2 separate regions of the Homo sapiens genome follow, and region 2 is linked to region 1. Evidence: chromatin loops called from intact Hi-C (ENCODE). Cell type or tissue: endothelial cell of umbilical vein. All regions are shown on one strand. Links, peaks and the distances in the headings refer to the core of each region. The heading gives the core; the rest is flanking DNA.

Evidence for each region. Hi-C counts contacts between places; a loop is a spot of excess contacts. Peaks named below come from ENCODE experiments on the same cell type or tissue, not always from the same donor. Only the 100,000 strongest peaks of a DNase experiment are listed, where the experiment ranks them.
Region 2: a loop joins it to region 1, with 7 times the contacts of the local background. A loop is called at or near these places in 3 of 110 quality-filtered maps.

The regions. Positions count from the first base shown.
Region 1 is chr4:85,776,234-85,793,264 of GRCh38, reverse strand. The region is part of intron 3 of ARHGAP24 (Rho GTPase activating protein 24); the gene reads right to left. Among named protein-coding and RNA genes, the nearest start is that of MIR4451, 62 kb to the right of the region's middle. RefSeq lists an enhancer at 4,096-4,597. In endothelial cell of umbilical vein, for the core only: no CTCF peak of the experiment used is centred there; DNase peaks (open chromatin) are centred at 8,734, 9,594 and 10,584; H3K4me3 peaks cover 353 bases; H3K27ac peaks cover 4,837 bases.
Region 2 is chr4:85,832,540-85,849,570 of GRCh38, reverse strand. The region is part of intron 3 of ARHGAP24 (Rho GTPase activating protein 24); the gene reads right to left. Among named protein-coding and RNA genes, the nearest start is that of MIR4451, 120 kb to the right of the region's middle. In endothelial cell of umbilical vein, for the core only: no CTCF peak of the experiment used is centred there; DNase peaks (open chromatin) are centred at 6,840 and 9,170; H3K27ac peaks cover 1,989 bases.

The sequences.
Region 1 (17,031 bases), core at 7,295-12,294:
CACTGGAGTTTTTCGAAATATACATTTTAGAGTTACTTCAGACTCAAATATGTGCATTAAGCTTACTATTTAGACAAACCTAAAGCCAATAAATTCCATGCTACTTCATGTTTCTACAGGTAGAGGGTAGTGAATGGTGTGTGCTTTAACATTTATGACCTCCTGCTAACACAAAATTTCATTTAAAAAATTTATTGGTGTTATATAACTGGAAACTAACTTTGCTTCTCTTATATCTGTCAACTCTCTATTTATCTTATTGTCTTTAATTTATGATGCCAGAAAAAATATTACCCTATTTCAACAAGAATTTCTTCAGTACTGAAAAACAATGGATTCTCTGCATACAGTGACATTTTTGAGCCTAATTAAATAATGACAGGGAGTTAAAACAAGTCCAAGTATTAGTTGATGGGTGCAATTTGTTGATGTTCTTCAGTGGTGCTTTACAATAAGATCTGACAGAGCTTCAAACTGTACTACAATAAATCAACTTGATGATCTCAGATTTCTAAAACAGGAACTATACTGGATCTTTGTGATCAGATATTTCCTGAGAAAATAAAGCCAAACTGAGAAAATGTGTGTAGAGAGAGCTGAGACAATCAAGGAGAGAAATTGCCTGAAGTAAGAAAAATGTTTTTTTAAGAAAGGAAAAGGAGAGTCCATAGGCTGGATTTCAGGGAAACATTTTTTTTTGAGGGTTCAGATAAGCTATGAGGACAAATGCAAGAAATGAAAAAAATTTTAAGAGCTATTGCAATAAATTCAGAATTGTAACATGTTCTAATATAGTCCAAGAAACTTCACTGGATTAAAGAAAATATTTATTGTTACTGAGCCATGTTTCTTTAAAGCAGTTTGTGCTATGAGTAGAACATGTGTGGCTTGGCTTTTATATTGGTAACACGGGATACTCCATTTTTCTTCCTTGGCCTTGATTTTAGGATGTTTCTTCAGGACCAGTATATTCTGAATTCTCTTAATCCTGACAATCATGTTTTATTTGAAATATAGTTTTTAAAACCGTCAAAAGTTTAGATTTTTATTGGAGTATGACATTATATTTTCCCATATTTGTATTATTGATTACTAAATTGCTTCAAGCTCATTTAAAAAAAAGCCTGATTGTTAGGACAAATTAGAATTGCCACCCCATTTGTTCCCATTATCAATATTCAAATGTCATCATTGACAGTTTTGTTGTATATTTCTGCTCTCTACTATACATCTTCAAGAACACAAATTTTTCAGTATCGTTTTTGCTTCCTTGTAACTCAAACCTGACCACATAATTTAACTAAAAAGCACAGTTCTTTTCATTAGGCTGGCTCTTGAGCTCCATTAAAGGATACACAATGCACAACTGGACACTACTGACCACCTCCACCTTTACTTGGGAAATTCCCATTTCCTATCAAAACATTTGAAATTTTTTTTGCCTCCATGTCCGCATTTGTACTACTCAAGATAGGCTAAATTATGCTGCACTAACAAGCAGTTCTACAACAAAGATTATTTCTGACTTATACCAGTCCAATGTGGGTCAGCAGAGTCCTTAGCTCATCATAGTCACTCAAGCACCTCAATATGTGCTTCCATGATCCCATAGCCATTGGAAGGGCACACGATGACCCCAATCATTGCACCTAAATCTTCTACATGGAAGTGGGACACATCACTTCTGCTCATTCTTCATTGGTCAAAGCAAGTTATCTGGCCATGACTAACTTTAAAGGAGGGGAGAGATATAATTGATATAACTCTCTTTCGTGCCTGGAGAGAAGAGAGGTGGAAATATTTGGTGAATACCTTTCATAACTATCTTGGTATTTTAACACATACAATTTCTTTCCTGGTGTCACTTTTCAAATCTTAATCACTTAGTAGAGAGCAATATTTTACGTTTGTACCTCTTATCTTTGCCGTTAAATATGCCTTCTTGCTCAATCTGAATATGTTATAGTATCAGAATTTATAACACTGAACACATTGATGATAAGTTCATTCTGAAAAACAAAAATATAAAAGGCCTATGCAGATGCCCACAATATGGACATTTAGTTCTAACCCTACCTACTTTTTCAGGCAGCTGCCCTCATACGCCATTTAATGGAGTTCTTCCCTTTCTGTGATTCTTTATTTCTTTGTTTGGTTAAAAAGGGGAAGGACACAACAGGTTTTGACTAGCATTGGATTCTCAATCTGCTGCATAAGCCTACTATTTAGTTCTTACAGACCTTAGTGACAATAAATGTTTACTGATTAATGGGTAAAAGCCTGATATATTTATTTTTAGACAAGGTTTTAATTTTTTCCAATGTAGTTCATGAAGAGGAAAATCATATGTGAAACAGTCACACTAAACTTGGCTGAAAACAAAAGGCTATGACTACACTGCCTGGAAGAATGCTTATTCAATATTCCCTAGACTAGCATATTTCTCAGTAGAGACAAGAGCATATACTGTAGCCATGGAAAATCTGGAGAACTAAGCATTTGAAAATACCATTTATACTACATCAAACTTGAGCCCACTCAGGCAATGTAAATCTTTCCCATATGTGATGACTACTTGTTGTCCAGCTTCCAGTTCTAAAGAGACACTGTAAATATCCCAAATAGTCCTTTTTAACTCCTACCAAGAGTCTGTCTTTATGCTTGTGGTTGAAAGAACAGTTCTCTAATAAATGTGAAGGAGAGATTTTTTACTCTGGGAAGAGCAAAAGGATATAATCTTGTATTTCAGGTATAAATTGAAACCATTTTCATATCTCAGAATGAGTGTAAATTTCAATAAAAATAAGTTTCCCTTAAAATCTTAGAGACAATAAAACTAAAGACAGACAAATGATTGTTTTCAAGATTGATTGTATCTTGAATTATAAATTGGAACCTAAAATTCTCAATGTTTTGGTGCAAGATACAGTTATTGGAACCATTTTCAGAGCTTCAAATCAAGATATGGTGTGAAAAAGAATGATTTGTGTGCTACATGGGATGCAAGAGACAGTCCGAGAGGTATAATACAGCTAGTAAATTGTCAACTTCCCAAGGCATTTAGATGACTTAAAGCAGTGCTTTCCAAAGTGTGGTCCATGGACCACCTGTGCCATAATCACCTGGAGTTTTTGTTAAAATGCATATTCTGGGGCCCCATATCAGATTAGTTGAATCAGATACTTTGGGCATAGGGCCTAGAAATTTGCATTTTAAGTTCTTCAAGTGATTTCTGCACCTAATAAAAAAAATTGTAATGTACACAGCTTTATTGAGAGAAGAAAAGAGGAAAGGATATGTAAAGTCAGGGCATTGGAAGACAGTCCAGAAACGTAAGCAATGACTAATGAAACATTCTTACTTAGATCTTAAAGCAAGGAGATACAAAAATCCAATAGTCTTAGAAGACAAAATATCATACTGATGGTTGAGTAGGACTTCTCAAGAAGATTCTAGTATATCCTTAGCATTGTCTCTCGAGGAGAAGGCAATCATAATCTCCAGCAATAGTTTCTACAGTGAATGCACTGGAACGGTTGGCATCAACTTCTCCATTCCCCTAAGACCTTCTGGCAGTTTACCACGAATGTCAAAAGTCCAGAACAGGGTAGCCCTGAAGAATACCTGACATTCTCTATAGGTTTGCAATATAATACGCTTTTCTGTACTACCACTTGGCTCTCACTGCCAACTCAGTTTTTCTTCATACTCTGTAGCATCAGATGTTGGTTCTATTATAAGTTGAGTTTTTGCTTTTTTGGTGTCTCTGTTCCTATCTAATTCCCAGTGCTCGATGAGCCTGAATCTTTCTTGCCATTTCACTCTTAAGAAGAGTTTTATCCCTGAACTCCAGCCAACCTGCGGACTGATTCTCTCTTTAAAAAAAAAGAAAAAGAAAAAGTCTGCCTGATCTGTTTAGTATTGCCTTTTCTTTGATTCTCTGTAGAGTTTCTATGCCATTTATGGGCATGCATCTCTTTGAATCTTGATGTGTTCACCAACACAGGTGCTCTCCAAAATCCCATCTTTTTTTTTTTTTTTTTTAATGGAGGTTCCATTACATAGGCATGATTAAGTAAATTATTGACCAAGGGTAATTAACTCAGACTTCAGCCCCTCTCCTGCCTCTGGAGGTTGAGTGCTGGGACTGAAAGTTCCAACATTCTAATTGTGCCTTGGCCTTTCTGGAGACCAGACCCTATGCTGGAGCTATCTAGGGGCTCCAGCCACAAGTCATCTCATTAGCATACAAAAGACACTCTCATCACTCTAGAGATTCCATGGATTTTGAAAGCTGTGTCCCAGGAGAAAGGAACAAAGGCCAAATATGTATTTCTTATTATGCCACATCCTCGAGAAAACAGAAGTAATTTTCCTTTCTGTCCTTGATCTCAATGGAGCCCATATCTTAGAACGGGTGTTACTTTCTGGGAATCTTAGCTGTACTTTAAGAACTTGGGAAAAGATCACTCATTACCAGTATGGGCTCAGTTTATAAGGCACTTTCAGCCAAGCAACAATCCTTTTGAGTGATTTATGAAAATTTCTGCATTTGCTTTGTGTCACTTAAGATAACACTGGTAAGGAGTGGAAAGATAATAAATGTTTGTGATCCTTAGAGACCAGAATTTGTATGAAATATAAACTAAAATCTGAAGCTCTATTAAACCGTCTAAAGTGGAGATTCTCCTGTAAGATTACTTTATTATTCCCTAATCCTCTCACCTCTATGGTCAAGACCTAACCAGGTCAAATCCTACACTTCGTATTTCAAGCTTTGAAATCCCTCCAGCTTCAAAAAAATAAAGTATACTTTACACTTTCGATAAGATTATAAACCATTATTACCAACCAAAATTTTTAATAGCAAAATAGATAGCTAAAAATGATTGGTTTAAGTTTAAAATATAATTTGTGTAGAAGGAATAGATGTTAGTCTATAAAACCAGGTGTATAAGACATAACTTCCTTATTTTTTTATATTGCCAGGTGGCTGAAACTTAATTTTGATTAACTTACTTTCTTTATATCATCTGATGTCAGGAACAGAGAGAGTTACATGTCCTGGGTGGGGATGAGGGGGAATCTGGTCTGTGGTCATCATCTCCTGCGCACATAGGCATCTCTGATATACTGGCTTCCTCATCCCTGTGTGTTCCTAGGCTTAAGTCCACAGACCCTGTGGCTACGTTTGGGCTTCTCTGGATTTGTCTCTCTCACCACTCCTTCTCTTCCTTTCTTGGCTGCATTTAGGGCATGGGGTTAACCTGGGAGGCTGTTTTGGACACATCTTCTTAGACACCCATTTCTAATGACCTGGCACTATGCAGGGCACTAAAAAGTGATTCAAGTTTTGCAGCCTTCATGCACTTTACATGGGAAGTGATCTACAGGTTCCTTTGCTCTTAGATTTTCCCAGTGTGATCTGGGTTTTCAGTTCTGTCCCCCATGTACTCAGCTCAGGGAGTACCCAGCATGGTGTGGCAGAACTTGGAGCACTTAGGATCCTGCCACCCCTCAAGAACCTGATGTCTCTTTGTATCTCCTCTGATTCTGCCTTTGGCTCCATTACCATGAAAATTATTAATATCTGCATTATTTGCTCTTAGTGGTAGGGTAAAGAAATCTGTTTTATTTTGTTGTTGTCATTATAATTTAAAATTTGAACCCTGAGTCCTTATGGAGTTAGATTTTTTTGAAACTCAAAAGCTGTTACAAACAAAAAATCCAAAACACTTTTTTTTGAATTATCCCTTTTCTTAGGCAATATTTGTCACAAAATAAATGGGATTGGAGCAAAGCCAAATGCAAGGAGGTAGACCACGAGCTAACATCTCAAAATATCTCTCAAATGTCAGCATTGAGTCTAAGTCCCCATCATGTGAAGCACAACTGCTGAAACTCCAACAAATGGTGAAGAATCTAAGATAAACAAAGTTGAATGAGTCACCTGAATGGTCATCTGCTTTATTATGAAATCTGAGCAAATAAGAAATGAAATATATGGAGAGCAAAGGCCTGGAATATTTTACCAAAAGGGAAGAAAAGCAAGCTCATATCCTCTTGTTAGTGTCTTTTAACTTTCCAGTCACTTAATTAAATGTCCACTGCGACAGGCCGGGCAATCTGTCAGCACATTCTCACAGAGGATATGTCCACATTTGTAACAAGACCAGAGCAATACTGGACCCCAAAATTTGGGATTTGTGGGTGAAACACTGTGCTCAGACAAATATGTAAGACAAAGCCCCTGCCCTCAAAGAGCTTACAGTCCAGCTGAGCTTGAATGGACTGGTTAGTAAGAAGTCAAAATGTGAAGTGCTGAAAGTCACAGCAAAGTTTTGAAAGAGGAGGGATGAAGTAAAGTGATTCAGAAGTAATGATTCCAGAAAAACAAGAACTGGGAAAACTTCTCTGGGCTGAAAAACCACCTGCATGTGGCAAACCATACAAAGGTGAGAAAGTACAGAAATGCTGAAGCCAGCCATGTATATGAGAAAGTGGGCAGAGTTAGTGACAAGCCTGAGGGGAAGGAAGAAGGGAAGCATTCAACATTTACTCTAATTGGGTTTGTTGTCCCAAACAATTTCCCCCAATATCTCTGTGTGTGTGTGTTCATAAGAGATACAGTACTTCATATTATAAAACTGCCACAATATCATGTTAATACTTTTTGAAATGCATATCTCTGACACAAAGATTTGCTTTACTTCAGAGAATACTGTGGAGCATTGGGAGCTGCACTTTGGGGGCGATTCATAAATATTTTATTATTTTATTTGTTATGTATGCCACTAATTCCCATTTCAAGAGCTACAGAAGTTCAAAGTCAAGAAAACATTGTGTGGAAGGCTTCCCCTACTAAAAAGTAGCTCCTATGAATGAAAGAGGATGGATTTCTAAGATGTTATTCCTGCTGACAGCCAAAGATGAAGAGAGAAAGGAAGAGAAGCCTCAGGTTTATTTCTGCTGCAGGTTTGAGACTTTGCAATGGAATTAATACTCCAAGAAGTTGCCAGTATGGCTGCAGGTTCTTAATGAGGAAACACATTCTAGAGTTGCTATGTGATTATTGATAAGTTCTTAACTTAGTTTGGACAGTTTTGGTCATTAGAGAAATATGTGGGGGTTAATTACGAGATCATTAAGATCCCATCCAACTTCCCAATTGTATGACTTATGCAACTTCCATTTATAAGTAATTAGTTAATTAAGGAAATGAAATAGGCCATAGATGTTAAGAAAAAGCCTAAGTCCTTTTACAGAAATAAAAAAAAAAGGTAGTAGTGGTCTCTGAGAGAAGCATTAGAAGAAACACTAACAACAGCCTTCCAAAAACCCATACTGGGTATAAGAAATGATGGTCACTTTATCTTCCCAAAGTGACAAGGAGGTGTCACTCTGGAAAATTAATTTATGACTCTAGGGTAGCAGTTATAGCAAAATAATATTCCTGGCACATGTCTGAAGACCCTTAGTCATTACTTTGAAGTATTTCCACTTAAATTTGACAACGGCACTGATGGATTCTTAAATTGAAAGAAAGGACAGTATTCTGGCAAATGAGGCAGCCTGGTGTCAAAAAATGTGGGATAGGTTTCTGGCTACTCCAGTTGCTTGTTTTGTGACACTAAGAATAAATAAAGAAAACCACATATAAGCATTGAACAAAGGAAAGTGTTTATTTGCGTTATGTAGTTTGTAATTGTTAAAAAGAAAAAAAATCTGTTTTACTTTTCTTGCTGCTCTTTCTTAAAAAAACAAAACAAAACAAAATAACAACAACAACAACAAAAACAGAACAAGGAGATGATTTTATCTCAAAATAAAATATAATACTCACTTGCCTTTGTTTTACCACCACTTGCAATCGGGCCAAGACCATTGGTATTATCTGAATTTAACTTTACTGTAGACTTCTTCAAAACCCAAATTGAACTCAGAGAATAAAGCAGTCTCTTTAAGATAAATTTGATTCCATTTTTATAATGTCTAGTACAAACAGAACAAAATGTTTTCTTTTGAGTGCTGAATGAACAATATATGGGAAATGCTCAGAGCACTGTGGCTGGCACATAGAAGGTTTTGACATAGGTTATTCATTATTGACACCCTGAAACTGAGTAACACACAGGATGACACACGTGAATGCACCAAAGCTGGACCTCAAATTCTGAAATTCAACTTTACAGCCTCTGCTTCTGTCCATCTGCTAAGGACTCATTGAAAAGTTGGGGGGTATAATTATATCTATCTATATTTATGTGTCTATATCTAGATAGGAAAGCAGATAGAGAGATAGAGAGATAGATAGATAGATAGATAGATAGATAGATAGATAGATAGATAGATAGATAGAGATATATAATCATCTTCAAATTGCCAAATGTATAGAGGATAGACTGTAGTAGAAAAGGATTGGGGCGGGGACAGTAGGCTAACAAGAGGGAATTAAATTCTGAGCAAGAATGTGGCCATGGAAATAAAAAGGAAAAATGCCAAGGAAATGGTTGCTAAAATTCTAATTGGCACCTGGTTGTATAAAAAGTGATGGAGGAGATGAAAGATGGAAGGCTAGTTTGACTGAGGGAAAGACATGGAGTTTGAAGCACTGGAATACCATAGACAGCATTGAATAGGAGGCCCTGACCAGCAGGGCAACTGTCTGAGGTTGTGCAGGCTGAGCAGGGGCTGAAATCCAGCTCAGTTTGCTGCCAAGCTGAAGATCCTGATGCGAGCATTGTGCATCTGGAGGAAGGGGACGTTTGTTACAACTCGCACAAAGGGTGGAAGAGGCTTTGCTGATCAGATATCCACATTGAGCTTTAAGATGAAGCCATAGGCCTATATGAAATTTTCCAAGGAAGAAAGACTAAGAGAGAAAACAAAATAAACACAGACACTGAAACCAAGAAGGTGGGAAGAAAACAGGAGCCCTCTAACAAGAGGGAAGAAAAAAAAAAGCCTAGGAGAGGGGCAGAGCCATAGGCTATGCACTAGATCTCTACAAGATCTCTAATATCAAAAGACAGAACTATTTCAAGAAGAGCATGAGGGTAAACAGTATAGATGGCAGAAAGAACAGAAGGTGAAGACAGAGATAAAAAGCTGTTGAATTTAACTGTTAATTCAGCCATCATGAGCAACCTCTGAGAGGTCATTTCAATATTGTGGTAGAAATAATGCCAAAGTGCAAAGGGCAATCAACTCAGAGGGAGGCAAGGGAGAAGAAACAAAAAATATAAATTTTTCTTGGCACCAGGAAAAAAGAACATGGTTGAAAAGGCTGAAGATTTGTTTGTTTGTTTCATGTAGAAGAGGCCTGAACATCGTTGTGCAGTGAGGAAAAGCAAAGGTGCAAGTAAAAGGACATAATTTATGAAGCAAGTCCCGGTTCCATCTTCATAAATATTTTGTTTAAAAGTTCCATAAACACCAGTGGCCCAGGAAATGCTTTAGCAAATACTCATTAACAAAATGACAGCTATTTAAAAATGTTCCCATAGCTATCATATGTTTATCACTCCTTGAGAATAAAGTCTGGCATGGAATCGTGACTGTTTTCTTTAGTATGAGAACCCTTCCACTCCCTGGGGATTTTCAGAGAATGGGGTACATGATTGACCTCTTACTCAGACAGAAGGAAATTATGCTTTCACTTCCTGCCCCCTTATGTATTTGTCACTCAGTCATTACTTCTGGCTAGATACAGATATTAGACTGAAAGCTTGGAAGCCAAGGTTCTAGATCAGTGATATTTCAGGACTAGTTCTCCTACTCTTAAAAAAAAAAAAGTGATCAGGACTCACTAATTTCCAAGTCATTTCAGTTCTGAAATAATCAAATGAGCAAAGTCATATGTAAAAGAATGCTTATCCTAATTTTATTCACAGCAGAAGTCACTGAAACAATGTAGGTCCCCAACAATAGGAGCCATGTTCTATTATGTACAGTATAACCATAGAATGGAAGAATACACAACAGTAAAATTTTTTTTCAAAGTGTTCTGATTGATATAAAACAAATAATTTCCACAATACCTACAGCAAAAGAAACAAAACCAAAAAAGAAAAGGAGGGGGGTTATAGAATAACACTTGAGACCTTCTTGTCCTCCAATTCCACTTTCTGAATTATTATTGACTGTAGATACCCGATGCTTTTTCTTCTGGCAATTTACAGTTCCAAATTACTGTTTGCTAACAGTAATTTCAGAATTTATTAAATGGCTTTGCTTAATGAACTGTTCATGTTTTAGCATGATTCAGCAGTATACTAAGTAACAAATACTCCAATAATCAAATATGAAATAAAACATAGCAGTTTTAACATCATTTTATTTGTCGATGTCTTTTTAAATTAAGGTTTGAAAGTAATAGTCATTCAACAAACATTTATTTCATGATTAAGATGTATTAATACAAAAAGAACCTTGGATTCATATTACCTCTTCAACTGTCCAGAAGCTCCAATTTAATATGTTAAACAAAGGCCAATATGTAGGAACATACTTGAGTCAGTTTGAGTATCTTTTTTCCCTGGGAGATTGTAATTGAAAATGAACTAAATGTGGATTTTTCAAAGAACAAAGCATTTATCTCTTTCTCTGTTCAACAACTTCAGAAATCTCAATATCTTCTCTTCCCTGAACACAATCAAAAGCACTAAGCTTGACAGTTCCTTGGGAAACATAAATCTTGCTCACTGAATTCTAGTTTATAAGGGGCTGAATTCTGAGGCTTCTGGAGAATTCTCATAAGGTTGTACTAAGAAGCACCCTTATAAGGTGTTATCAGTGAATGCTAACATGCATTAATTCATTTAAATGGTTGTTTCCTTTTCCAGGTTTGAAAAGTATCTTTCTAAATCGAAGTCTTCCTAAGCGTGTATTCAAAATGACACTGACATTTCAGGAATTTTAAATTTAGGTCTTATGGTACAAAAGTTCTAAATTTAAAATACATATTCTTTAGTATGTCGAATTTCCTATTTAGGTATGAACACGAAAATTAAATTTCGATTAAAATGAAAGAGGAGTCAAGTGAGGAAAAGCTTTACTGAATTGACTTAACATAGCATATTTTCAGTTTAAAACAGCGGTGTTTCAATTGGAATAACATTTCATTTTAAAATAAGTCATGCCACCTAACTGAAGGTAGGAAGCAAAAATAAGCACAATTTCTAGACAATTGTTTTTTTTTTCTTTTTTTTTTCTTTTTTTTTTTTTTTGAGATAGAATCTCACTCTGTTGCCCATATTGGAGTGCAGTGGTGTGATCTCGGCTCACTGAAACCTCCGCCTACCAGGTTGCAGTGATGCTCCTACCTCAGCCTCCCGGGTAGCTGGGATTACAGACATGCGCCACCGTGCCTGGCTAATTTTTTTATTTTTTGTAGTAGAGATGGGGTTTCACCATGTTGGCCAGGCTGCCCTCGAACTCCTGACCTCAAGTGATTCGTCCGCCTTGGCCTCCCAAAGTGCTGGGATTACAGGTGTGAATCACCATGCCTGGCCTAGAGAATTGTTTTAGACAAAGTTAACAAACATATGCATATCCCAAATTCATTATTGCAGACAAAAGCCAGTCTCTAATTCATTGTTTCAAACAGAAAAGTTTGTCATATACACCATCTGATGCTTTAACACTTAGGAAAAATTTCTACAGTGACTAGGTGAAACTTGTATTTTTTTAAAAATTAAAGAAAAATGAGCTTCTAATACAAAAGTCTTCACAATGTGATTCCAAATAAAGTTAAATGATCAAGTATTTAGCCAAGGAATCTAATTAAAGTTGAAACATAGAATTGCCCTGGACTCAGCTTATAGCTTAATAAATGTATGTAATATATCCAGTTTTTTTCTTTTGTAGAGTGAGATTAATAAAAGTGACTACTATCATTTTCAAGATCTTTGAGAAATCAGTGATTCGTTTTGCTCTAAAATGCACAATATAAAAATATTAGAAGAAAACACATATTGTCATATATTGTGCTACTAATTCATTGTACATGGTTTATAAAATTGCTTTGTAGTGTTTTTCAGCTTAAAAGAACTTGTAAGTTAGAAAGCCATTCAAGAAATCAGAAAAATCACTGAGAAAATAAATCTTGCCTTATTCATTGTTTTCTTAAGCATAATCTCCACACAGAAGAATTGAATAAACCAGAAAATGAATATTTTTTTCCTTTTCTCTCTTTCCTACAAAGCATTATTATGCTGTTTCCCAGCTAGACATGCATGTGAACAGCGTGATTGTGAATGGGACTAAAATAAAACACTTAGTGCTTGATTAATATTAGGTATGCCTCTTGGGATTTGTTTAGTCACTGATTCCTTGACACACACCTCCAGTAACTTTATAAAAAGAACAAACCACACTTTCTGTATAAGATGCAGTAACACATTACTTATTCCAGAACTACTTCCATGGCAACCTCTACTACAGAACACAACTAAGAACTTGGACACAAGCCAAGTGTCTCCTGAGCACCCAAAATAGATGTCACTGTGTCTATGTCCTTTGGCACATGCACGTTTCTCATAAGAGAATCTCTTGGACCCTCAGATAAAGTTATTGCCTCTTATTCGTCCATAATTTTTTATAAACTTGTTCATTTTCTGGTGTTCTTGCTCCCAGCACAAAATAATCATGAAGAGGTTGTTGAGGTTGAAGGAAGTTATTAGAGATATGCAAACTGTCTACACCAGTAAGTAAAGAAGTCACTCTTCAATATGGAAGGTGGACACAGGAGGAAAAAAAAAGTCCTATAAAAATAATACAAGAATTAAAAAAAGGCTGGGCGCAGTGGCTCACGTTTGTAATCCCAGCACTTTGGGAGGCCGAGGTGGGTGGATCATGAGGTCAGCAGTTCAAGACCAGCGTGGCCAACATGGTGAAACCCCATCTCTACCAAAATTACAAAAATTAGCCAGGCATGGTGGCAGGCCCCTGTAATCCCAGCTACTCTGGAGGCTGAGGCAGGAGAATCACTTGAATCCAGGAGGTGGAGGTTGCAGTGAGCCAAGAGCGTGCCATTGCACTCCAGCCTGGGCGACAGAGCAAGACTCCATCTCAAAAAAATAAAACTAAAAAATAAAAAATAAACAGTGATTATGTGACCATTTGATCTAAGAATTAATAGCCTTATATACCATGCAATGTATTACTGCATTATAGAAAAATTCTATAATATGTATCCATGAGTAATACTGAGAAATTAAGGGAACATTAAATTGCATTTAGTCCCCTCCAGAGAGAGCTCAAAACATATAGTGGATCTCATGAAGAGAATGATCCACAAGTGGCTAAATTCTTTGAAAAGCTTTTCAAGTTTTCAGTGGTAAAAGTTTACTTTTTAAACTTCACTTTATGGAAAATTCACATATATTGAAACCCTTAATGTTCTCCATTGTTGTTTTATTGGCCAGCAGCAAATATTATATACCAGCTAGCCAGGGCCTCGGGGAAAGAGTGACACCTGGAATGCTAGGGTACACAGGGATTTTTTTCTGTGCCGCATTGGGCTATTCCCCTTCTGCTCTGGAAGACCCTCTATGGATCGGTGACTTGAAATCTTTTTGAAAATTTCACTCTTCTTAGAAATGTTCCTCCATTAAGGTGAATGAGCTTACACTAAGATAAGCTTCATTAAAAAAAGAAAAGTAGGCTTATTAGAATTTTTTTAAAAAATAATGAATAAAGAGAAGGAAGGATTAAAATTAACAGCTAAATATAGAAGCAAACTGGAGGCAAAAACCCCAATTCAAAATAACTGTGTTTCCCAGGTCAGATCTACCAAGCTGTGATGAGTTTAGTGAGCCTTGACTGAATCAGTTAAAGTGCCTAGACTGCCCTGCCCAGGTTCTCTTGTCTGATTGGCTCCATATTAGTTCTATATTTCAAGTTGAAGATTCATTAAGCTCCCCCTCCTGCCCAGTCAAGAACATTCTGTACATTTTGTAATGCTAAAGTATATTTATCTTTATCCAACACAAGCAATAAAACACAAAAACCACACATGACAAGATACAACAAAGAAACAAACCTAAACTAAGCTTTAAAATAAAACAACAGCAACAATCATCTGGTTCCTAAAAACACTAACAAAACAAAGCAAAATCCGAGTAGTTTCAAATATCAACAGCCAGAAAATAATACAGTTAAAAAGCTAAAATATTTTCAAGGGTATATTTTCTCTCAAAATAGAGGTGAAGAGGGAGGAAAAAAAGGTCAAATGACCACTAAATACTTGTCCCCAAAACAAATGAACCCTGAAGATTTAAATGAGTAAAAACAGTACCTTATAAGTCACTGGTCTGGTCTACGCACAGCTGTTCCCAGTGCCGACTCTTGTTTAACTGTCCACTGCCTTCAGTTTAAAGTTAATTCTTTTGGCAAAAAAGTACAGAGCTTGTCTGGAAAATGCTGTTTGGACACAAACCATTCCTTTCAAAGCGGTGGTAGCTATATTTAAGTTTTCTTGTAGAAGGGGATATAAACTCTTCCTGTAGCTAATTTTCTTTCTCCTCCTTCTCAGACTTAGTCAGTATCCTCCCATCCCATATATTGAAGAAAGAGACAGAGAGGGGAAAAAAAACCTACAAGGAAATATACCTTAAATAATGTAGTATTTGAGCATTTAGAAACAAAACAAAACAAAATAAGAAATAGGAATCATAGAAAGCTCATCAGGACCTTAAATATAATTTAGCCGGGTGAACCCATTTTGTAGATAAGGGAAGTGAAACCCAGAGAAAAATATGATTTGTATAAGGTCACTCACACGGCTAGTTAGTGCCACAGTTAACAAATAACCAGGTTTCACAACTCCTGCTTCAATGCTTTTTCCACTACACTAACATACCTGAGGGGAAATAGTTTGCCTTTTCCTCTATATCCTTGCATAATAAGCAAAGGAATTGGCAGGGAGCAGTAACACAATTAGGATGTGAGAACTGTCTCAGAGAAAACATTTCCTTTGGATTTAAAATCCTTAATATTGAAACTTTCCCTTTAATCTCCAATTTCTTTGTATATTAGGAAATAATCTTTTCCTTTGCTGATTGTCCAGAATATTTTTACAACTCAGGAGCTGCCATGTTTCAAGGGATGCTAACATTTATTAGTCCTTACAGAGTACTGCTTCAGTAAGGCATGGTGCTGTGACAGGTGGCAGAATAAGTGTTCTACCTAGTATCAGTGATACTACTCCACGGCTCTTAAACTAGACACACATTTGCTATTATCACAAATCCCCACTTTCAATCTATCAAGATTTTTTGAATACACACATTTGGTTTTGATTATTGTTGATTGTATAATTTGTTAAATAAAACAGAGAAGCAACATAACAATTTTCATTGGTGTCTTTCATGTATTTCCTATTTATTGGTGAATAAATTATGTTTTTCTAACTGAAAGAGTGATGTGCTTATTATAATAATTTTTAAAATTACCTTTTTGAAATGTATTCATTCATTCATTCACTTATTTAACAAATATTTATCGAACATTCATAAGATCTATCTCATCCCTCCCACGTGAAATAGTGTAACAGACAAGCAATAGCTTCCTTAGAAAAGTAGGGAATTTTCAAATAAAATCAAAGGGTTTGCATGGGAAGTAAGGTCAATTCTCTATGACTACTTCTGTATTCATTCTCACACTTCAAACATGTGTCCTTGATTTCTTTATATCCTATCGATTGGGTTGCTCCAATCTTAAAACATCCTGCCCAGATCAAGTAAACCAAAATATGAAGTGGCCCACACTGAAATCACTCTGGCCACTATTAATCTTTCCATTTGATCTGGCTCCTTAAATTTTAAAGCAAAATCTTCTTTACACTTTGCAATTCCAAGACACAATGAGAAATGCTCAGATCATTCAAGGCCTATTTTCAAACTGTTACCTATTCTTTAATTCAGAAATGCACTGTTTGGTTTTAATATTTCTCGTCTACTTTTAAGGCATCTACTCTTGCCCTGTTCTTTGGCAGGAAGCAGTATGCTTATGACCAAATAATTATAAAATGTAATTAATATTTAAAATGACAATTAGATTTTCTGGAACACATTTTCCAAAATGTTGAGAAATTAATGGGTATGATAGCACTTTTCTAATGCTGACAAATAAGCAACTGAGATTCAAAACAGAAATGTTGAGAAAGAAATTTTGGAAAACCATGGTTTTTGACACAATGACAGCATCTTATTTTCCTTTTATTCTCATTTGATTATGTCTGTTTGAGCCCTATGCAAAGGTTAAGCAACATTAATATGTCAAATGTGACAAGAGTTGGACACATTGATACATATTACTTGCATTTGCTAAAAATATTCTGTATTTTCCTTTTACTTCTTAAGCTTTACTTTCGATATTGACAGTTTTACCTTTAGTCCATTAGAAAGAGCAGGAAGGAAATATGAGTAAGACCTTGTAAGGTAATAGGCCTTGAGGAGACATAGAGTTTTACATGGAATGAGTCAAGGTGATTCAGAGGGTTAAATGGCTGCAGGAAGGAAGGAAAGAGTGAAGAGAAGTCACAGATTGTTTAGAACAGGAGTGGGCTGAGCCATAGACAATAGATTATGGGTATTGAATTCAAGAACCAAAGTCTCCTAAAATAGGCTAAACAAAGAAGGAACTAGCAATTTTGGTGACCAGTGAAAGCAATAGGAAATTGGCCTTCAAACCTACTTCAAAATCCATGGAATGGCTCATCTCTACCCATTGGAAGGGAAGCATGTGCTGTCAATATGTGATCCAATACAATCTAAAACGGCACAACATTTTTGCAACCATTTTTAAAACTGGTGTTCTGCTCTATTTAGGGTCCTGGGACACACTCCAGGTTGCCCTACTCTGGGAATGCTCTGAATTTCAGAATACTAGTGTAGTTTAGTGGGGAATACTCACTGTATTTTGAAGATTTGCCCTGTGGTGTTGAATTTCACTGATGGAAGAAATATTTCCAGCAGAGGTGAACTCCAGGGCAGGCTATATTAACACAGGCAAGGCAGTCGGAATTCT
Region 2 (17,031 bases), core at 4,920-9,919, 59 kb before region 1:
ATCATACTGAATGGGCAAAAACTGGAAGCACTCCCTTTGAAAACTGGCATAAGACAGGGATGCCCTCTCTCACCACTCCTATTCAAAATAGTGTTGGAAGTTCTGGCCAGGGCAATCAGGCAAGATAAAGAAATAAAGGCTATTCGATTAGGAAAGGAGGAAGTCAAATTGTCCCTGTTTGCAGATAACATGATTGTATATTTAGAAAAACCCATCGTCTCAGCCCAAAATATCCTTAAGCTGATAAGCAACTTCAGCAAAGTCTCAGGATACAAAATCAATGTACAAAAATCACAAGCATTCTTATACACCAACAACAGACAAACAGAGAGCCAAATCAAGAGTGAACTCTCATTCACAATTGCTTCAAAGAGAATAAAAGACCTAGGAATCCAACTTACAAGGGATGTGAAGGACCTCTTCAAGGAGAACTACAAACCACTGCTCAAGGAAATAAAAGAGGATACAAACAAATGGAAGAACATTCCACGCTCATGGGTAGGAAGAATCAATATCGTGAAAATGGCCATACTGCCCAAGGTAATTTACAGATTCAATGCCATCCCCATCAAGCTACCAATGACTTTCTTCACAGAATTGGAAAAAACTACTTTAAAGTTCATATGGAACCAAAAAAGAGCCCGCATTTCCAAGACAGTCCTACGCAAAAAGAACAAAGCTGGAAACATCATGCTACCTGACTTCAAACTATACTACAAGGCTACAGTAACCAAAACAGCATGGTACTGGTACCAAAACAGAGATATAGACCAATGGAACAGAACAGAGGCCTCAGAAATAATACCACACATCTACAACCATCTGATCTTTGACAAAGCTGACAAAAACAAGAAATGGGGAAAAGATTCCCTATTTAATAAATGGCGTTGTGCAAACTGGCTAGCCATTATGTAGAAAGCTGAAACCGGATCTCTTCCTTGCACCTTATACAAAAATTAACTCAATATTGACCAACCCAAATGTCCAACGATAGACTGGATTAAGAAAATGTGGCACATATACACCATGGAATACTATGCAGCCATAAAAAAGAATGAGTTCATATCCTTTGTAATGACGTGGTCAAAGTTGGAAACCATCGTTCTGAGCAAACTATTGCAAGGACAGAAAACCAAACACTGCATGTTCTCACTCATAGGTGGGAATTGAACAATGAGAACACTTGGACACAGGGCGGGGAACATCACACACCAGGGCCTGTCATGGGGTAGGGGGATGGGAGAGGGATAGCATTAGGAGAAATACCTAATGTAAATGACGAGTTAATGGGTGCAGCAAACCAACATGGCACATGTATATATATGTAACAAACCTGCATGTTGTGCACATGTACCCTAGAACTTAAAGTATAATGAAAAATACTATTCATTTAAATCATGCATGTAAATATACAATTTGGCTACTTTGTATCTCATATTAACAAATGGGAGGCATTTTATTTGTTTCTGAATTTTGGTACAGAAATAGTACTGCCTCACTGTATAGATTGTGTGGTGAAAGGGGGAGAAAAGTTATAGAAAACAGATTAGATGACTATCTCTCCTATTTATTAACTGTGTAATCCTGCACAGTACATGCCTAGATTCCTTTATTATGGATTTTCTTCAACTGAAAAATGAGCATTGTTCATCTGCAGCACTGGGATGCATTACTGGATGAGATGAACAATGCTCATTTTTGGGGATGCTCATAACTTGGGGATGGGTGATTGTATTTGGAGGGCAGCATTACCCTCCAAATACCACCACTTCCTAATCTCTAATCTCTAATGCTGTGGGCAGATAATCATTTATTTGGCCAGTGACAACTATATGTGTGCCCTAATCTTTGACCTGACCTGCTCCCCACAGTTCTAGCCAAACTGATCACCTTGCAGTTCCTCAAATAGGACAGGTATAGTCCCACATCTAAACCTTGACGTTTTCAGTGTCTTCTGCCTAGAAAGCTCATCACACAGCAGCCTTCCTTAGGCCTTTGCTCCTTTGCTGAAAATTCACCTTCAAGAAGTCTGTCTTGACCATTTGCATAAAAGAACACTTTCCTCCACCCGTTCTTTTTTACATCCTTTATTCTGCTATATCTATCTTTATGACCCTTACTGCCTGGCATAGTTTATATTTACTTTATTAAGCATCATTAATACCTATATTATACCATTATTAAATATCTTCTGTGTCTAGCATGTAAGATTGTTGAGGGCACAGACTTTATCAGTTTAATACACTGCTGTATTCCTAGAACTCAGAATAGTATTATCACACAATGCAAATCAACAAATATTTGTTAAATGAATGAAAAAAAATGAATCAAGCAAAATTTCTAGTGGTTAAAAAAACCAAGTGACACTTTAAACCTTCTTATTAGAAATTCATTGCAGATCATCAAGTCAATGGTAGAATCTAGATATTGAAGTATTATTATAAAAATTTACTGATTTGAATTTGTGCATGTATTCCAGAAAGGTTTAGGAGAAATCTAATGTCCAGAAATTCCCAACATAATTCATAAAGCTCTATACCCTCACACTGTCCCCTTTTGTTTATAGAACCAGTTGGCACTCAAGATCTCTCAGAAGAACACATACATTTAGATTATTTTGGCTGAATTATACTCTAGTCTTTGTATGAGTTGAGTTATAAGCTGGCAGTAAAATTATTGTAAATTTTTCTCTGATATCTCACCCTGACACATAAATAATGAATAAGTCTAAAAGTGGTCCCATAACTGAAGGGTAACATACTATTTAACTATAAGTCAGAAAGCAAACTGTGTAAGTCTGTTTCCTTATTGCTTTTTCCCAGTTAAAAGGCTAGAAATCAATTTTTCTCAGATATTCATGGCATGGTGATGAAAACAGTATTGGAATCCTGACAAGTTATCTTTATCCAAGATAACAAGGTAGAGTGAAAGTTGGTTAATAACCACTATGCGATGTCTGAGAATGACCCCATCACCATTAGGTGAGAATTAATTGATTGTTTTATAGTTTTATCCAACAGAAATTTAAAGTGTTGACTTCAGAAGAACACTTCCCTAATCCTAATATTTGATAGTGGGTTATTTATGCTGTACTGTTTGACTTATTTTACTGCAATAGCAATAGGTAAGATATTAAAGTAGTATCTCTCAACAAAAAGTGTCAATAATAATAATAAAAAAAACCCTGAATTATGAAAGTAGACCACTGTTTCCAAGTCCCTTACCTCACAGAAAGCAGATTGGGGGTGGAGATAAAGTGATTGTGGGAAGGCAGCTTTTTTGTGCGTGTGGCTTTTAGACATGTAAGTAATAACCCCATGAAAATAACATAATAGGTGGAAAGATTTTTTAAAATTATATTTTTGAGGCTAGGCACTGTGGATCACTCCTGTAATCCTAGCACTTTGGGAGGCCGAGGCGGGCGGATCACCTGAGGTCAGGAGTTTGAGACCACCTGGCCAACATGGTGAAACCCCATCTGTGATAAAAATACAAAAATTAGTCAGGTTTGGTGGTGGGTGCCTGTAATCCCAGCTACTTGAGAGGCTGAGGCAGGAGAATCATTTGAACATGGGAGGCGGAAGTTGCAGTGAGCCGAGATCGCGCCATTGCACTCCAGCCTGGACAATAAGAGCAAAACTCTGTCTCAAAAGAAAAAAGAAAAAGAAAAAGAAAAAAAATTATATTCTTAAATTTAAACAACCTCTTAGCTAAATAAGCTTTTCTAATAACTTTGAATTGTTTTCTATTTAGATTAAAAAATGCATTCTAGTGTAATCCTCCCAATACCCACCAATGGTAGCTATGATTATTTTACTTTATTTTTAACTCTATTAACATAGGTGGGAGTTTCCAATCCATAATCAGAATATATTAGTAACTTCACTTACACAGTTGTGTTGATTACTTCTGCCTCTGTCAGGTAGGTAGTGATTAGGGGCACTGCTATGTCTTAAGTGTGCGTAAGCAAAAAGGGAAAGAACAGGGAATATAAAAGGCAGGGAAAAATCCTGGGAAGGCAAATACACATAGTGTATGTAAATTCTAAATTATGTTAACAAATACACACTAATGATTTATATTAATATATACATTAATGTACCTATAGTTTGGGAGTAAGACTTCAGTTAGGATGAGACACTGCTACTTACTAGCTATGTAACTTTGAACAAGCGCCTTAATCTCCATTGGCCTCAATTTTCCAATCTTTAAAATAGAACAGTAGTGACAACCTCTAGGACTATTGTAAGTAAAGACATACCACAAAGTTGTTTTTCAAATTTGTCTGCATAATAAAATTCTTGTATGTATAATACAATTTTTACACAGGTTGGGTAAAATCATAATTATGACTGAAAATTATCATGAGTAATAACGATAAATTTCCCGGGAAGATTAAAATACCTTCCTTTATTGTCCAGACACAATTCAATACTTTTGACTTGCAAAAGAAAGAAAAAACATATTGTCTATGGTAATGTGTACTATTGCTTCAAGGTTAAAGTTGAAGTGACACATCCTACAAAGTATTAAAAAATGCAGGGAGAAGTGATAACAGATTAGTATTTTCCAACCTCTCGGTCAATGATATCTCTCTGTTAAACTGGTGCCATGCACCATGACATTTTCAGAGATAACTGGCTATTGGTTCCAACCCTATTCCAATGTCCAATTTGTCATCCCCTATACACCTACATCTGCAATATCCCCATCTCCCCTAAGATTCACCATGGCTATCATCATTTCCATACACTATAATTGGACAACAAAATGAACTAAAACAACAATAAAACAACAGAATTATGAGATACAGCAACAATTTCATTATACCAATACAAATTTGCTTGACTTTGATCACCAAGCAAATTATTTAAAACTAAGTACAACTCCCATTGCAATTTATACGGGACACATCCAAATCATTATCAGAAAAGGTGCAAAGTGTTCATTATCTGCTCCTCCAGGTAAATACAAATACAAATCTCGATCATTTTTTAAGTTCCTAAGACACTGGGTTTATGTTGTGTGTATGCGTGTGTTTGTATGTATGTGTGAATTGTTACTAACAACTGCTAACTCTGTGGAATAGAAGACTAAAGGTATTTTTATTTAATTCTGTAATCCCAGAACATCATCACAAAGTGGCCTAAATTAACACTTTTGTTTAGGGGGAAAGTTTATGTATTCACTCAATAAATATTTACTAATAGCTTATAATATGTAGGCTACAGAGCTGTGTGCTAGAGATGCTGTAACGAACAGTTCAGCCAGGAACCTGGCCCTCCGCTAATGGATCCTATTGGAGACTCTATATCTCTTTAATCTCTGGTATCAGTGTTAGCTCATTGTGTTTTCTTCCTCCTAAATTCCTAAATCTAGTTTATAAAACTTCCCTAGCATATCATGATGTATAATAACAGTTTATTAACAATACTAATAAAGACATTGAATAATGTATTTCAGGGAGGAGTTTACCTTTTATTTATGTTATCTCATTTAATCTTTACATGAGGAAGCTAAATTAGAATCAATTGTTACATTTTCATAAGCAATTACAACTTTAAAAATATGTTATCAATTATGTTTTAGGGCTTTTTGTGTCACACATTCTACTTAATTATTCTGCACTTAATGAAATATAACTCAGTGATAAAATTTTATACATTTAGCTGTAAAGAAAACCCCATATAGTTCAACATATATTTTGTATCAATGTCAACATTTATAATATACTGTGGAAAGAATAACATAGTCAATGGTTTTAAATATTATATTACATAGTCTATGGCTTAAATTTCCAACATGTTTTCTAATTCTTGTTGATTTTTCTGTAAATAAATAGGTGGCTTAACTATCATAGTACTCTTTAGTTTGATGAAATTATATTTTTCCCATGGTAAAACATTTTAAAGAAATTTTTCCCTGTATTAATTAAGAAAATCACACACAAAATACGTTGATATGTTGATTCCTGACAATCAACATTTGGATAAGCAAACTTTCTATGAAATGTCTACTCATGAATTTATACAAATTCATATTTGTGATACATTATTTATATTATTTAATTAAATTTAAATTATTAAATTAAATTTGAAGTCCAAAATCATGAATTTATCAAATTTTTCCTATTATGAGTTGACTTTGCCTCTCCTGCTATTTGCGTCTTGAGTTTGGATAGTAGCTCTGCCACTTACCAGCTGCTTAATTTTTCCTTAACTGTAATTCACAGATAATGAAAGAACTTAGAGCTAGAATGCAGACCTCCCGACTCATGATCCAGTTTTCAATTATGCTAATCTATTTTTATGTTATTAGACATACAGAAACAATAAGAGAACTGTCCAACAATGTGGCATTTTAATGGTAGTATTAACCTAAATAGAAAATATTACTGTACCATCAATCTAATCTTTTAAAAACATAAAGGCAGTCATGAAAATTGAAAGGAAACTTGCATTTTCTACAAAATAATATGTAAAATAATAACTTATTATGAAATATTCAGTTTTTACTGCTAACTCCAACTGGTCATTGGAAAGTATCTGTAGCATTATCAATAGGAGTAAATAGTATGGCCTGACTGCCCTTTGAGTCAGAATCTCATTTACTACCGGTAGGTTCTTGGCTGGGTTAATTGACCTCGCTAAGTCTCAGTCTCCCATGTGTTCATCAGGGTTACTGATACCACCCCACCATCAAAGTGGGAGGATCAAATGAGACAACTTACACGATGCATTTGGCACAGAGTAGACGTTCAATAAACATGAGCTCCCTTCCTCTTCCCCTAGTGCCAGCTGGCTGGCAGACCACATTAAGCAGAAAAAAGGAAGCTATGTTCTCCTTTTTCCAGACAGCTGGTAATGCAGACATCACAGGCTTTCTACAAACAATGTTGACTAATTTTTGCCACAGCTGACGTGTGTATAATGTGCCCTGCCAGTTCTCTCAATAAGCCGAATTCATGACCACGGAATAATTAAGTTGTTTTCTTTATCGCTCCTCATTTTATGAGTCCAGATTGAGGTAAAGTGGCACTTTTGTAATGTTTTGTATATTTCATGGACCTGGAAGACTTCATTTATTGTCCTGTAATAACAACAATAAAAATGTTTTACACTGTTTATTTCTGACCACAGTACTATGATACACATAATACTGCTCCCTCCAATCTGTAGAAGCGACCACTAAGAAACAGGTAAAGTAACTTGTCCAGCATCACCCAGGCAGAAAGTGGCAGGTTAGGATTTGAATCCAGTGTTTTGACTCCTATGCCTGCACTCCAAATTCATAGAAATGATTGAGAGAGAGAGTAGGATTTGCATGTAAAGTGAACAAAGGCCTTAAACTCCCATCTACTACTTCCCATTCAGCCGGGGGGGCAAAGAATACATTACTGAACATCCAGATTGTATTAGCTATGCTGTATTTCAAAATAGAAACCCTGAAATTTCCTCTTGATAGGTAAATATTTATCCCCTTTTATATCACTCAAGTACAGTACATATAGTATACAAATTCAACAGGCAATAACTTCTTAATTATACCTAAAATATTCAACAGTTTGAGAGGCACATTTCTGCTATTTTGGTTCCTTTTACCTAAAGGGAAAAGGCCAAGTAGGGCTTGTGTGTGAATGCTTAGAACAGTGGCTGGTACAACCAGTGGCTGGTACATAAACTCTATTATTTATTATTGTTATTATTTAATTTTCAAAACTACTTACTGAATATACACTTCTCTGATGAATTTTATAGACCACCAAGGAGCATCCTGCTGATGCCTAGGTCTGTATAACTCTGCTGAACAAAATGTGCTCCATGAATGTGTTTTATATACAGGTGTACTTGAATGAGGCTGGAAACAGCAATTCTCACCATCATTTCAATCAAGCAAAATTGGATTTTATCTGCTTTATGAATATTGGACACCTTTGTACAAAGTCATTTGAAGAAAGATTCCACTAAAAACAAATGAAAATAAATAAACAAATGTGCAAAGCTACTGCTATAGTAAAATATAATGATAACAATAATCTCTAATACACATATTGGGCTTATTTAAGCCAGAAACTATTCTAAGTAATTCTCACTATTACACTATAAGTTAAGTTCTACAATTCCCATTTCATAGATGAGGAAATTGAAGCGATTAGATGACTTATCTAAGATAAGTTTAGAATGGAGTTGGAACTACAATCAACACAGTTTAGCTCCTGAATCTGGGCTCTTCAGCACTGTGCTCTGCTGGCTCTGGATAGTAAAGAAAGTTCCTCTTAACACATTTTATACAATTTTCAATCAGTATTCTTGAGCTCTGCACTTGAATGAGAATAATGAATGTACGCTTTCTCACTTCACAATATGACCTGAAAGCAATATGCCCAATAAGTAAACAAAATATAAATATAAAAAGAGATTCTGAAAAAGTACAAATGCAGCTAAATGGAAATAGCCTACTGAGCAGTTTTTCTGGATTCCATTTAAAACATAATAATAGGTAGGTCTAAAATGGAACTGAGGTAAGTAAAACAAAATAACTTTCTCTATGGTTTCTCTAACAGGTATTATGGTGCCTACTTCAATGTTTCCATTTATATGGTGTTTGTAACACTTTATTGACCAAATTCAAAAAGAAGAGACTAAATTCAAGTAAGATACCTAAAATGATCAGCAGTTTCACGTCTGATAAATTAGTAAGAGCTGTCTAATTGCATAATTGATATAGCTCTATCTGCTTATACCCTTTATCCATAGATGATCTCCTGTTGATCAGGTGGCAACTTTAACACAACTTAAGGTTGATTACCAACAAGCTGTGTCACAATACTAAATAAAGTTAATTAAATTTTGATTTATAGAGGCTGTATTTCAACAATGTTGATCCATCACAGGTAGAGTCTTTATCTCTAAAAGTATTCACACTTCATGGGCTTCCCTTTAAAATACAGAACCAAAGCTATGAGAGCCAATCCTGCTAACTAAGCAAAACCCTGGATCCACAGCAGTTATGAGGGACAGACAAATTATATGAAACAATTAATACGGAAGGAGACATGGCACGTGTAGAGTGGGACAGACCAGTCAAAATGCTGGGCTCGTAAGACCACATGGTTCATCAGACCTTCTGTGGCTCCTGGGCGCAGTGTGCACCCTGAAGCTTATCTCTTCTTCATAGCTGTTATTTAGACTAGCCCGGGGCTTAAAGGCAGGATGTAAAATGCAGTCCAGGAAAAATGATTCCTTATGTTCCTTAAGTAATTGTGAACTTGGCATAAGTTTTCTTAAGTAATTTTTAAATCAAAGTTTACTTAAGCTTATTCTATCACATGTCTTGTTATGTTTTGTTTTGTTCTGTTCTCTTCAACCAAATATAGACCATTGAGTTTCTTAAAAAAGGCACTTAAGGCTGGGCGTGGTGGCTCATGCCTGTAATCCCAGTACTTTGGGAGGGTGAGGTGGGTGGATCATGAGGTCAGGAGTTTGAGGCCAGCCTGACCAACAGGGTGAAACCCAGTCTCTACTAAAAATACAAAAAAAAAAAAAAAAAAAAAGTTAGCCAGGCATGGTGGCACAGGCCTGTAATCCCAGTGACTCAGGAGGCTGAGGCAGGAGAATCGCTTGAACCCGGGAGGCAGAGGTTGCAGTGAGCCAAGGTTGCGCCACTGCACTCCAGCCTGGGTGATAGAGCAAGACTCTGTCTCAAAAAAAAAAAAAAAAAAAAAAAAGAAAACAGAAAAAAGACACTTGGTAGTTTCTAAGTTAACTCCAGTAAAAAGCATTTGTGTTTCATTTGCTTAGTCAACAGAGTGAAATTATTTTATTCTTAAAAAATATTAGAATTCCTGTAATCCCAGCACTTTGGGAGGCTGAGGCGGGTGGATCACGAGGTCAGGAGATGGAGACCATCCTGGCCAACATAGTGAAATGCGGTCTCTACTAAAAATACAAAAACTGGCTGGGCGTGGTGGCACGTGCCTGTAGTCCCAGCTACTCGGGAGGCTGAGGCAGGAGAATCGCTTGAACCCAGGAGGCAGAGGTTGCAGTGAGCCGAGATCAGGCCACTGCCCTCCAGCCTGGCAACAGAGCGAGACTCTATCTCAAAAAAAGAAAAAAAAAGTTAGAATTATGACCAGACATATTCAGGTTTAAAGCTTTATCTGAACTGATAAAGAAGTTCTGTGTGAACATAAACAGTTATTAAGAATTCAAGTTTGGATGATCAGTGTTAATAAAAGATGAGAATAAGGAGCACTAGAAAGTCTCTATCCTCTGATATCCATATTTAAATCAGCATATACACTTTCTTTCAGAAACGTACTTTGGAGCAAGGGCTATGTTAAGCCGCACATACTTACAAATTACTCTTTTTAATGTTTAAAATAATTTATACAATTATTATTACTGAGTCTTCTCTGTTTTATTATGATTGCTGAAAGTAATGAGAATAGCTACCATTTTTAGTTCATTGTAATTGTTGTGTTTCCCCTTCCCTTTGGAATTAAGCAGGTGCCAAACATTTATTAGATGCCATCTAAGGTAATTAGTTGCTCATGAAAATGCCATGAACAATGCTCAGGTTGTGGCAACTGAGCTACGATTTTTGATAGAACTCAATATTGATCAGCATAATGACAACAAATAAAGGTGAGGGGCTCAGCGCAGCTGGAGGAAGAAATAAAGAGAGGAAGAGCAGAAAATTTCCAAGGTGGGCCCTCCATGCGAATGAAGAACAGAGCAGGTGTTTGGCAAAGTTAGCTTGGGGGAGGGAGGGATGGACTTAGTGGGGGAGGGAAGGTGTGAAAATAATTGTATTTTGTTTATGTCTTAAAGAAAACGTCCCTAAAATGTGTCACTTAAGGAAGGATACAGTTTCAGCAACAGAAGTGGGGGGCATATCTGCCATAATTGGCTATGCAATAAAAGAGATTTTAAAAACACATTTTGCAGTAGTTATTTTGGCCTTTTTCTTTGAGACAGAGTCTCGCTCTGTCGCCCAGGCTGGAGTGCAGTGGCGTGATCTCGGCTCACTGCCAGCTCCGCCTCCTGGGTTCACACCATTCTCCTGCCTCAGCCTCCCAAGTAGCTGGGACTACAGGCGCCCACCACCATGACTGGCTAATTGCTTTTGTATTTTTAGTAGAGATGGGGTTTCACTGTGTTAGCCAGGATGGTTTTGATCCCCTGACCTCGTGATCTGCCCACCTCAGCCTCCCAAAGTGCTGGGATTACAGGCGTGAGCCACCGTGCCCGGCTATTTTGGCCTTTTAAAGATATATTCAGAATGATTACATGTCTCTCTTGAGAGGCAGTATCCACAGTAGTCATGCTCACAGGCTGTGGAATCAGATTTGAATTCTGACCCTGCCACTAGTTGATGTCACGATTTAACCTGTGTCTCAACTTCCTCATCTGCACAATTTCCCATCTGTGGTTTATAGCATTGTTGTGAGAATTAAAAGTGTATAAGTAATGTAGATGCTTAGGAGAGTGGCTGGCACCTAGTAATAACACACGTTCGCTATTTTTTCCAGACATTATTTGAACCCAATAAAGAATGTTAACAGAAAGGACGATCAAGACAGTCAAATGATGCTGGGAGTACATTTTCAAAGTTTGGTTTTGTTTTACTACTTAGCATATAGATAAAGCCAGCAGAGCAGAAATACAATACCGATCGAGGAATCTAAACTATAGGACTCGAGAGAAGATGATAAAAATGTTAAAATTCTCTAATTATCAGTTACAAAGATTGATTCCCACGTAGGGAAATTTCCCTACAACATTGCCCGCAGCATGGCAGTTTTATTGGGATTGGAATACAGTCCATATGGTGTGCTTGCTGACACTGGAGTTTAGGGGAGTGGGCTCCTCCTGAGCATATTTTACTTCTGTGAATAATCACTTGTCATTTCAAGTCCCCACCCCCATGAGAACTGCAACCTCGGAGTCCTCTAGGGAAGCTGCATTTGTTCCCTTGCTATTATAAGCATTTGCCCAAGATGACTCCAGGACAAAGTTTAATTCCGCTGCTTGTTTTTTTTTGTTTTTCTCTTTCGATTTGTCTTCATGTAACATAGACTCCACAACCACAAATTCCAGCTGAATTACATCTTTAGGGACGTGCAAAGACCTTGGGGCAGGAGAGGCAGAAGTCAGTGAAGCAAGAGTTCACGACATTTTCAATCACTTAAAGAATGATGTTAGAAATTCAAGTACCTTTTCCCCATTACTGGGGAAAATGTTTTCCCTTGACAGGCCTTATTTCAGAATTAGATTGTATGACCCAGTTAGCTAGGCTGACTCAAATTATAGAGCAGGTTGGCAGAAAAGAAACAACTTACAGAATCAAAGCAAGTGTAGGAAAAAAGAATTTGAGCTATCTCTGCCTAATGATCTTCTGAGTTCACTCCTAAGGGATGCTCTACAGCAAGGGAATAAATAGTCATCAACACTTAACTCCTAAAACTTTCAGAGATAAATATTACCTTTAGGAATAAATATGTCACAGCTGGGCTAGAATGATGACCCCATACTTGCTATGTGCACATATTTAGGGAGTCCCTGCACATCAGCACAGTCCTTTTTCCCCCTCCTTTTTGGCATTTGAGAATTGGGCTTCTACTCTGTGAGTTGGAACAGCTCTTCTGAAACTTTAATGTACAAACAAAACATCTGGGGATCTAGGTTAAAATGCAGATTCTGATGCAGGAGGTCTAGAAGAGGCTTGAGACTCTGCATTTCTTACCAGCGCTGACAGGATACTGATGCTGCTAGTCACTGACCACACTTCGAATAGCATGGAGGTAATATAATACTGAGGCCAGTCCTGGACTCTGAATTTTCTTGGGTTCTCCCATTACTATTATTTCTTCTGAGCCAATGCTAGGGGTTGAATTATGTTCCTCAGGAAAGATATGTTGAAGTCCTAACCTCCAGTATCTCAGAATGTGGTCATATTTGGAAATAGGGTCTTTACAGGTCAAAGTGGTAGTCCCTAATCCAATATGACTGGTGTCCTCATAAAAAGGGGAAATAGGGACACAGTGATAGATATGCACAGAGGGAAGGTGATGTTGAGAAACATAGGAAGACAGGCATCTACAAGCTAAGAAACTCCTGAGTCTATCAGAAGGTAGGAGAAAGACCGAGAACAGACCTTCTGTAGTGTCTTCAGAGGCAGCATCAACCTGCTAACACCTTGATTTTACATTTATGGCTTCCAGAACTGTGAGGCAGGAAATTTTTGTTGTTTAAACCACCCATTTGTGAAACTTTGTTACAGCAGTTTTGAGAAAGTAATACAGGTACTGTTATCAAGGACATTTCCCTGACACTTCATTCTCCTACTCTGTGACACACACAGAAATGTTTGGTGTACCACAAAACTTAACACAACCTGAGGAATGTGAACACAACATCCCATACCCAGATAAGGTAACAACAAAAGATGGAGGTCATGTTTCTTAGGACCAAAGCTTGCATTGCTCCTACTGTCACTGCAGGTGTCAATAATGACATGCTGTCATAGATTGCCAGCACTGCCAAGTCTGAATTCCATAATTTATCCAAAACTGTTCTTACCTACAAATCACTATCTGGCCGCACCTGTAATCCCAGCACTTTGGGAGGCCAAGGCAGCTGGGCCACTTGAGCTCAGGTGTTCCAGACCAGTCTGGCCAACATGGTGAAACCCTGTCTCCACTAAAACTACAAAAATTAGCCGGGCATGGTGGCACGCACCTGTAATCCCAGCTGCTCGAGAGGCTGAGGCAGGAGAATCTCTTGAACCCGGGAGGCGGAGGTTGCAGTGAGCTGAGATCATGCCACTGCACTCCTGCCCGGGCAACAGAGCAAGACTCCATCTCAAAAAACAAACAAACAAACAAAATACAAATCGTTATCACATTCTATCGCTTCACATCCTTTCCACCTCATTAGCAGCCGTACAAATTGCTTTCCTTTTTAGAACCATTTTTCTACAATGAAACAAACCGTGCTTTTTTTTTTTTTTTTGAGATGGAGTCTCACTCTGTCACCCAGGCTGGAGTGCAGTGGCGCGATCTCGGCCCACTGCAAGCTCCGCCTCCCGGGTTCACGTCATTCTCTTGCCTCAGCCTCCCAGCTGGGACTACAGACGCCCGCCACCACGCCTGGCTAATTTTTGTATTTTTAGTAGAGACGCGGGGTTTCACCGTGTTAGCTAGGATGGTCTCAATCTCCTGACCTCGTGATCCGCCCGCCTCAGCCTCCCAAAAGTGCTGGGATTACAGGCATAAGCCACCGCGCCCGGCCCAAAGTTTGCTTTTTTTTTTTTAAATTACATTGTGCGAGTTACTAGGTTTGCAATGAATACAAGAAGAGAAAAACAAGCCTGCATAGACTTACTTGAAAGGGTGTCGGCAAGAGTGAGGTATGCTAATCTCACTCACTAGCTAAGTGATGGGTCTTTCCAAATCAGACTGACAGCAAACATGATTCAAACACACTCCTCAGAAAAATGACAAGCTACTAACAAGGTATTTGCTTTCACTTCAAAAGAGTAAAATATATGCTTATGAGATCCATGAAAGCCAAGGAGTGAAGTTTTTTTATTCTGATACTTAGTCATTACACTTCTAAATATGGTTCAATCTACTTTTTATACTCTCAGTATTCTTTACTTGGGAACCACTCCCTTGGAGATATTTGAAAAGTGCAGGAGTGTTTGGGTTTTCACATAAATGGAGGAGTGATTGGCAATTAATGGGCAAGGCTTGGGGAAACAAAACATTCCATAGAGCAAAGGACTATAAATATTTGTCCCTTCCCAAATAGTAAAAGCAACTCTAGATTGAGGCCTTCATCCCATCCTGGCATTTCTTTAAGATTAATGGTCTTTTCAGTTTGGGCTCTCTGTTCACCCTTTGACTTCTTCCAGAAACCACGTGGACGTCACAGATCTTCTCTCCGTTTTGACAGGTGTGTCATTCCTCAGTATGTCCAAAGAACACTGGTTTCTCACTCTATCCTCCTTATGGGATGTTGTAACAGATACACTGGGTAATCAATAGAACTGTTCTTATTAGTTTTCTGTCTCATTTTCAGGGGCAAGTGGCGAGATGGGTGAAGTATTATAGATATATCTGACCAACAAAGTGTACTTGAGATAGGATGTCTTGGAGGTGTTTTAAAATATTCTTTTATGCAATTCTCTATTTTCCTTCATGATTACTGTTAGTGTCTCTTTCTTTTATTCATTCATTTATTTAACATAAAAAAGGACCTACTATGAGGAAGAAATTGTGTTAGGTCCTATGGAAGAAGGTCACAGATAATGATAATGAGGTCTTCATTCTGTGATGATCAAATTTATCCTATTGTATCTCCCATTAATTCTTTTTATTCTCTCTGATAACTTCCCCCAACTTTTTCTACCTCTTGATCTAGAAAAAATTCACTCCTCCACCAAAATAATAGTCCTATTTGCTAAAATATCTCCATTCACAGGTTAGCTTTTTGATTATTTCTTCTACTATAAACAAATACATACATACATATTTTCTCAGCTAAACTTCGTAATATGTGATTTATACTAATATTACATATGTGAAAACTGAGCTTCACAAAAGTTAAATAACCTTCCCAACTTGCTCATGGATTTCAAAGCAGATCCAGCTGATCCCAGTGCCTGTGTTCTTAACTAATGTAAAATATTTCTGATATTTAAAATCACTTTTGTGTGACTTCTAGTGAGCTTATAAATACCTTACTTGAAAGTTTCAGACACATTTGGCCTTCATTCTCAGCACCTTGACTAAATTGTTCATGACTGTTTTAGAAAACTGTTTGTACCTTCCAAGTTTCTACTAACACTAAATTTTAAAAGTTTAAAAACTTTTCTGGGTTTCTTAGCTAATACAAATCCAAAAGGCAGAAATTCCAAATATAACTGGGTAGTCCTTTGCAATTTTTCAAAGCCTTCAGGCTTTTGAAGTTCTGTAGATTTGCCTTAATCTGTTGCTAGAACACTGCACATGCTCTAAACAGCCTGCCAGTCTGAGAAACTTAGCGTGAATGACACAAGTGTTGTTGTTGTTTTTTTTTTCCCCAGGTCAGAGGATAGTGTGAAACAGTACGGGAGGTCATGGGAGGGGAGGAATCCCAGGATAAAGAAATTAACTAGAGGAACAGGAAGTAAAATAGAAAAAAAAATCCAGAGACCTAAAGAAAAACCTTTCCAATTGAAGCTGTCTCCTCCCCACCAAGCACGTACCTCTTGATAGATAGCTTTTTGAATCAGTTCAGTCTATTCCGATAGCAACTTCAAAGGGCCAGCACATAGCTGACAGTGTGTCATTCCATTGTCATATCAATGGAAGTCAGAGATCAGAAATCTGCAGATACCAGAGAGAGTGATGGTACTTTGAGGCCTCAATCAAGTATCAGATTTAGGAATCAGGACAGTTAAGAACAAGAAATCAGTCTACAATATTTTCCTAACACTTGTCCGGCCCCAGCATAAAACACAGGCATCAATTTGGAATTATAAAATAAATTAGTGATTGACATATATACCTTCTTTGCTTTCCTTCCTCTCTGAAGCCTGGGAGCCTGAAACACATAGAGAACACTGGGGTAGATGGTACAGAGAAAGGCCCACCTCGGACACCTCTATTCTGCTATGGTAACTGCCATGCCCAGGTACCCCTCAAGCAGCAGGACACTATTTCTACCCCTGCCCATGACAACTCAGTGGCATGGTGGTGATAGCATCGCCCCTGTGCATGTAAGCACACCAAAGCCTTCTAGTATGCTGATAATTTCATACTTTACACCTAAACCTTCAACCATTTTAGAATTTATTTTGGTGGTACTTTTTTTCTAAATGGCTACATAGTTGTACCGGTACCTACTACTTCTTATTGACTCATTCATCCTTCTCCCACCATTCTAAAGTTCTGCCTAAGTTAATGGGGTATATTTGGTGTTAAGAGAGGGTTGTCCACAATGGACTAACCCATTGAACACCGCACATGGCAAAATGATACTA